3 separate regions of the Homo sapiens genome follow, and all the other regions are linked to region 1. The links are chromatin loops, found by intact Hi-C in ENCODE. Cell type or tissue: psoas muscle. All regions are shown on one strand.

Region 1 (2,500 bases):
CTCCTCCATGAAGTGGAGACAGGCCAGCACCTGCGATGAGGGCTGCCTGGGTGACTTGTGGTTGTGTCAAAAGTGTTTGCTCAAGAATAAGCTGTTTGCTTTTCATCCTGACGTCTGCTAAGCCCAGGTGCTGGAGCTATTTTTGGTAGCTGACTTCAGGAATTACTTTTCGCTATCCCCAGGCAGATCTCATAAGCCCATAATTGCTGTGAACCTCTGTGTGTGTGTGTGTGCGCATGCACTCAGGTGCATGTGTGCTTCATAAGCTTGCTCACTGATAATAAGCCAGATTTAGAGTCTTAAAAAGCTCCCTATCTGATTTTTCCACACTTTCTTATGACCACTAGTTCCTCTTTAACCACCAGGGATAAAGTCTTTGAGGAAGAGAATTGTTCTGAGCAACGCCTGGTCTAATGTGCTCTTCTGATTGCACTTAGCTCCCAGGGTTCCTAGGCTGGACAGGCAGACTTTATAGCATCTGAAGGAGCATCTGGAAAGGACACCCTGCAATTTTGCACTTCTTGTCAGGCCAAGGTTCTTCTGCTTTAGAAATGAACCCTAAGACAGGTCATAAGCCAGGCCAAGGAGGGAAAAATAACTGGAAAATAAGGAAAATTGAGAAAGAGAAGTAGATTTTTTTTTTTTTTTTCTGAGACAGGGTCTTGCTCTGTCACCCAGGCTGTAGTGCAGTGGTGTGATCATGGTTCACTGCAGACTTGAACTCCTGGCCTTAAGCGATCCTCCTGCCTCAGCCTCCCAAAGCACTGGGATTACAGGCACAAGCTCCTGCATCTGGTTGAAAGTAGATTTAAGTAAAGTACATGTTTTTCAGTTAGATACAAGGAAGAATTGTCTCCCAGCAGGCTCAGAAATCATAAATGTGATCCTGAGGAAGTGAAAGACCACTCCTAAAAGATGCCATTAACAAGCAGCAGCAGCAGCAGCAGCAACAACAACCACCACCATGACATTTTAAAAGGTCTTACCTCACACCAGGCACAGTGCTCAAGCCAGTACTGAATGATTCATATAGTGGTTATTGTATCTCTATGATATATACAGTCTCAACCCCTTTTACACATATGGAAATGGAGGCTCATGGTTTAAGCCACTGGCTCGAAATCACAAAGGGGTGCATGGTGGCACCAGGCTACAAATGTAGGTCTGACTCCAAATCCCTAGGTAGTTTTCTGTCTCGGATTTTGATTAATAGGCTCCAAAGCAATGTCAGTGTGAGATGATTTGGAAGTGGAATCCATATTGTCTATTTTACAAAGTAGTTATCCAGATACATGAAATTACCTGTGTGAAAGCACTTTGAGGAGCATGCAGTACTGTTCAAGTATAAAAAGGCATCATCATCATCATCATCGTCATTGTCATCACCATCATCGCGGTCACTTAATTTCTCCAGCTCTGCCAATAGATTCTTATGGCATTTCACATATCCAATCACTAGGGGGAGGCAATAGACAATGCATATAAGCAAACTTAGTTTTGGAAGGAAAGTTTATTTTTCCTGTAAGTGATGCTCAGAGATTTAAAATAAATAAGCAAAGGTTTGTATTAGGGACTGGCAGCCATTCCCGTCAAGGTTTGATCTTGTGCTTTTGTTGAAGTGTTTCCCTGAGGGCATCTTCGTCTATCACAAATACTTATGAATAGTGGGTATTGCCCAACAAAGGCCTGACATCGACTTTTGTTTCATTGTTCCTGCTTCTTGCCTTCTTTCCCCACTGTGATTCTGCCTGTGATCATTTCTGCTTTCGTTGAGGTGCAGTTTTTCCTTTATTCTCCCCATTCCATTTGACTATGGACCGTGTTTGTTGGTCATCTGAGGCAGAGCCAGTAGGGCATGTTCCTGATCTCTCCTGTCCCTTAACGGTGCTGCCCTGGGGTACCTTTGGCTTCCATGGAATCTCTTCCTCAGTCTTGGGGTTCCTGAGGTGACCTTCTTGGCTCTCGTATGCAGACCATTCTGACTCTTCCTACATCATTCTCATCCACACTTTTCTTACTGTGGCGATGTTGACTTCTCTTTCCATCCTTCTGGAATTCCACATCTGCCTTCATTTCCTTTCTGCTAGGTGGAGAGGATGTTGGACTAGGAGTTCAGGTCCTGTGAGTACTACTTACTAGCTAGTTGGCCTTGAGACACAGGAGGACCCCACTGAGCCTTTGTTTCAGGGATCATTATAACTTCCATGTCTACTTCCCAGGCAAAGGACTATTTATTTTGTAGCCTAAATTAATCGGCCTAGGCTGTTCATGTAGAGTTATCTAAATAGTTCATCTTCTTTTCCATTTCATGTATTTCTGTGGGTCAGTCCCAAGGTTCTCATAAAGAAGCCCTCTCTGGTAGTGTCTGCACTGTTCCACCAGGTGCAAGTGATCTGCCAGCCAAAGTAGATTCTGCTGTGGCTTCCCTGGAAACCAAAGCTGTATGGGGTTGTGTCTTAGCTCATTAGGGCTGCTATAACTAATTACCATAGACTAGATG
Region 2 (2,500 bases), 770 kb after region 1:
ATGCCAATGGCTCCCAAATCAATTTCCACTCCAGACCTCTCTGTGCTCTGTCCCTTCAATGTAATTATGGACTTAATATTTCTACTAGGATGTCTCAAATTCTCAGAATGTTTCAGATAGAACTTAGGATCTTCCCTCCTCCCCCAAATTGGTTTTCCTCCAGAATTTCCTTTCTACCACACCCCATTGCACAAGTCAGTAATCCTTGGAGCTCCTCTCTCCCTCACACTCTATAGTCTGTATATAATCATGTGCTCCCATCGGGTGACTTTGACAACTTCCCACTCCATTAGCCCACCCCCTAGTCTAAGCTACCACCATCTCTCACCTGGACTGCAACAGCTTCCCACCTGTTCTACCCAAATCCACTCTCGTCCCTCTCCTACTCATTCTTTACACCAAAGTCTATGTTGTGCATCACTGTTCAACCCCCTGACTCCCTGTGCTGAGGCCGCACTGGTCTTTTAGTTCCCTGTAGCAAGACATGTTCCCATGCCTCCTCTCCACCCCCTCCCTACCCCACAACCACCATCGTCACAGGGCCTTTACTCATGGTCTACTGTATGCCCAGAGACTCCCCACCTCCAATCCACACACATACACAGCCATCTAGTTACCTCCTACTCATCCTTCAGACCTACATCACTTTCCCAGACCCAGGTCATGTTCCTTCATTAGAAACTTGTCTCCAGTCATGTTCTGGACATGTGTATCTCAGATTTGTAATTACACTCCTTCACTCACTTAACAGCTCTTTACTAAGCACCTACTTTGTGCCAGGTACTGTCCTAGGCAACTGAATAATTAGTCAAGCAATTGAAAAATAAATGCTTGAGTATTTTCTGTTACTCTCAAGTACTAGGAAACTGAAAAAATACAATATAATTACCACAGGTAATTACATTCTATGAATAATTAATTACAAGTTCATTTCTTTATTTATCTTTTTAATATCATTCCCACTCTAGGCCCTATGTTCAATGAGAGCTGGAACTGTGTATATTCTGGTCGACAAGTATCATCAGCTCTCAGTGTAGTGCTAATGCCTAGCAGGTACTAAAACATTTGGGAAATTAATGAATATTTACATTTGTAAATTAACAAGTGAATGAATAAATATAATTTGAATATTATAACCTGGCTTACATTGAACTTGTGATATTTTAATGTTTAATAAATATTGTGATATACAATTCGAAAACAATTTCATGTGTAGGCGGCAAGACAACCTTTCCCCAACTTGCCCATTAACCTGTAAAAGATGTGAATAGTTACTCCCTTCTCCCCTCACTTTTGAGAAGTGGTTTCCGAAGAGCTAGCTGAACTTTGCTGCCATCTTTTGACCAAAGTTAATACTGCAGAGATAAAAGCTACATTCCGTAGAAATTCTCATTACAGCCTCTGAGTATCAATGAGTTCTAGCTTTGTGTAAAAATGCAAGAACGTGTTGCCACTTAAGAGGAAATACATGGCCACACTCGGTGCCTACTTCTATTATATGTTTCTTTCTTTATTTGCATAGCTATCTTCTATCCACTCTTTCTTCTGTATCCCAGCACCATGGTAAAGCTTAATAAATATTTTTTTATGTGAATATTCTAAGCGAACAGTAAGTGAACAACAATTTAATATCAGGACGTGCAGTGTACAGACACCAAATAGACATTAGTTATTATTATTAACATTATCATTATTAAGACCCTTCCCCTGCAAAGTAGATGACTTCAGGAAGACTCTAAGTTCCTACTTGCTTGTGGACACCTACCCCAAACTTTGTCTCTCTCTCTCCTCTCTTCTTTCCTCTCACCCTCCCCTTCCCTGGAAGGCCCATGAAAATTACTTTTCATTGCTATCTTAATCCCTTAAAATATATAAATACAGGCCGGGAATGGTGGCTAATGCCTGTAATCCCAGCACTTTGGAAGGCCAAAGCGGGCAGATCACTTGAGGCCAGGAGTTCAGGACCAGCTTGGCTAACATGGCAAAAGCACGCTAATAGTTGTCTACAAAAAAATACAAAAATTAGCCAGACGTGGTGGCGCATCTCTGTAATCCCAGCTACTTGAGAGGATGAGGTGGAAGGATTACCTGAGCCCAGGAGGTGGAGATGGAGGTTGCAGTGAGCCGAGATCACACTGCTGCACTCCAGCCTGGGCAACAAAGTAAGACTCTGTCTCAAAAAAGAAAAAAAAAAAAAAAAAAATATATATATATATATATATACACACACATATATATATATGTATATATATACACATACATATATATGTATATATATACACATATATGTGTATATATATACATATATATGTATATATGTATATATATACATATATATGTATATATATGTATATATATACATATATGTGTGTATATATATATATACACACACATATACACACATACATACATATCTTTATATTTTGGTTCTCCATTAAAATTATAAGGCCCTAGTTGCAAAAAAATTGTATTTCAATCTTAGGATCTCCCACAGTACTCA
Region 3 (2,500 bases), 760 kb after region 1:
AGTAGGAACTGGTAGAAATATCCCATTCATGTCACAGAGCAGTATCCATGGGGGGTCTGCTGGGAAGCATTCAGGCAGTCACGGAAGTGGGCACAGCTCACGTGCACAAGTGTAGAAGTCAGTTGCTAATTCAGGACTGTGGATTTGCTGTATAGTGCTCAACAGACCATCAGAAGATAGGCAGTCGGGAGACTGCCTTCTCCTTCTCCTGATATGTTTTATGCCTTCCTCCCTTTAACACATTTAAAGTAATGCCTATCACCTGAAAGAACTAAGTGTCAACTATTCTTACGGTTTTATAGCTTTAGTTGAATATGTCAAAATTAATGGAGAGAAAATAAGTGAGTCTATGTATCTCTGATTAAAGCATAATTATGATGCCTTTAGCCCAGTGTCCAGTCATGTTACATGTCATGCTGCAGAAATCATGGTCAGCATTATTCCATTTTCTCTATGTATATAAATATCTTATTATAAGAAATAAAGTAAGTGCACTTAACCCATTAATAGGTTATTCTAAATAAGAGAGGATTTTGAAGGGGTAGGGAAGGGTTAAAATTCAGAAGTGCATTAGGTATGTTGTTCTCTAAGGTAATAGACTTTATTATAGAAATCATGATTGAGCAAAACATTTGATTGGTATACCTAGAGAAGTTGAGAGAAAAACACAGTTGTTCTTCTAAAAGTAAGAAAAAAATTCAAAACTTGGAAATAGAGAAAAGGATGGCTACATATCTTTTCTATGTCACACTGGAGCAATGTCTAATAGACACACCTAAGGACTGCCTGATTCTCTAGGGATATTGTAGCTGCACCAGACCAGTCTGATTCAACTTTTACATAACAAAGTTATGAGATGTTTTTCAGTTGTCATGGACCCTCAGATCACGTGGCCTGAGCATGCCCAGAAGAACCAATCCTGCAATCACAGGGAGACCCTAAGTACCCCGACAGAAGAGCAGGAACTGAATTTAGAAGTGGACACCACATGGCAGGATCCAGGATCCAATCAGTAGAGTTTTGGTGTCACCCCATGACAGGATCCAGTCACATCATGCCTCCTGGCATCACCTCATTGCAAGATCCAATCAGATTATGCCTCATTACCCTATGCTTATAAAACCTGACCCAGCTCCCAGCTCAGAGAGGCACTGCTTTGGGAATTATCTCCTGTGTTCTCCTTACTTGTTACAAGTAACAAAATCCCTTTGCTAAATCTTTCTTGCCTGTGGTCATTGGGTTGATGCCCATCAAGTGATCAAATCCACCCATTACGTGGGTAACAATATGATATCTACCTTTGACCTTTTACGATTGATTTGTCAATATTAATTTGTGATAAACTTAGAGCATTGCAAATGATTCTTATAGCAATACAAAGGAATTTTGCCCGTAGAGACAGAAATGATTTCTGCCTGGTAAAAAGGATTACAACCCAAAGGTCTAAGTTTTATTGTCCTGTATGACATTAACCAATTTTGTGTGTAATTTAATAATTAATTCTAGAGTTACTTCTTTCAGTGACTACAAATACATCTGTTTCTCTCACATTTCTTTGAACCAGTTTTAGTATCCTACTGGGTCTCTCATTAATGAAATAAGCAGCTCTTTAGTGTATACTGACTTTGTTTTTGCATGAGTCATGTCTTTAACCTTGTGAAAATTATACTTCAATACTAATCGGCTTCTCAAAGCCCACAAACACAAGTCACAAATGGTCAACTGATAATGCTGATTAAAAGTCAGTTTTCTCAGTCAATGTAAGAAGCCAAAAAATGAGTTTCTGTGAAACAAAAATGTTGCCTGTTTTTCAACATGCTCAAAGCCCAGATGGGTTTAAAATTGCCTACAACTTGCCTAAGCTTTGAACTGAGACATTCTAAATTCACTATCAGAGGAAAAGATGGATGGGGTGGGAGTGGGAGGAGATGCATGGGAAGAGGAAACAAAGTGAAAAGACATTGTCCTGTCTAAGATGACTTTTCTAAGTTAGCCAGAATGCAAAAGGCCAGTTTGCTGACTAAGAGTTATGAACACAAACCCAGAAAGATGTGAGTGATGCTGTATTGTCTTAAATACTAGAGTCCTATTAATAATTCAAGTTTGAATAGAATGGAAAGAAACTTTTTATATTTAAAAGTGGGGAGAGGAGCAATCAATACTCCTTCCACCTTCAAGGGTCATGATGAAATTCATTATTTAGTGGCTCATTCTGGTCATGCAAGGCAAAGTTCCCTGGGCATGACCTGGGAAAAGAATATTAAAATGAAAAGAGATAAATTGGTCTGTGTAATAAAGTAAAAAGGATTGGAGAATTTTTCCTTAGCTTCTCTAAAGGGAGGATGTTTGGGGTCCCTGAGGGACTTAGAAAATGTGAGAGAAGAGCGATGTTTCCATTGGAAGAACGCCCTAAAACTACAGAGGAAGATCCTTCCATGGAGTGAATAATCTTGAGGAAAACTCATACTGAATATTTAATTTTGAATTTTTTCCTGCTGCT

Evidence for each region. Peaks named below come from ENCODE experiments on the same cell type or tissue, not always from the same donor. Only the 100,000 strongest peaks of a DNase experiment are listed, where the experiment ranks them.
Region 2: it touches region 1 in a loop (11-fold over the local background); 89 of 110 quality-filtered maps call a loop at or near these places.
Region 3: it touches region 1 in a loop (3-fold over the local background); 89 of 110 quality-filtered maps call a loop at or near these places.

The regions. Positions count from the first base shown.
Region 1 is chr14:55,706,068-55,708,567 of GRCh38, forward strand. No RefSeq gene overlaps it. Among named protein-coding and RNA genes, the nearest start is that of LINC00520, 89 kb to the right of the region's middle. In psoas muscle, a CTCF peak has its summit at 1,434 (motif pointing right); no DNase peak of the experiment used is centred here; H3K27ac peaks cover 682 bases.
Region 2 is chr14:56,473,284-56,475,783 of GRCh38, forward strand. No RefSeq gene overlaps it. Among named protein-coding and RNA genes, the nearest start is that of TMEM260, 110 kb to the right of the region's middle. In psoas muscle, a CTCF peak has its summit at 1,338 (motif pointing left); no DNase peak of the experiment used is centred here.
Region 3 is chr14:56,463,633-56,466,132 of GRCh38, forward strand. No RefSeq gene overlaps it. Among named protein-coding and RNA genes, the nearest start is that of TMEM260, 110 kb to the right of the region's middle. In psoas muscle, no CTCF peak of the experiment used is centred here; no DNase peak of the experiment used is centred here.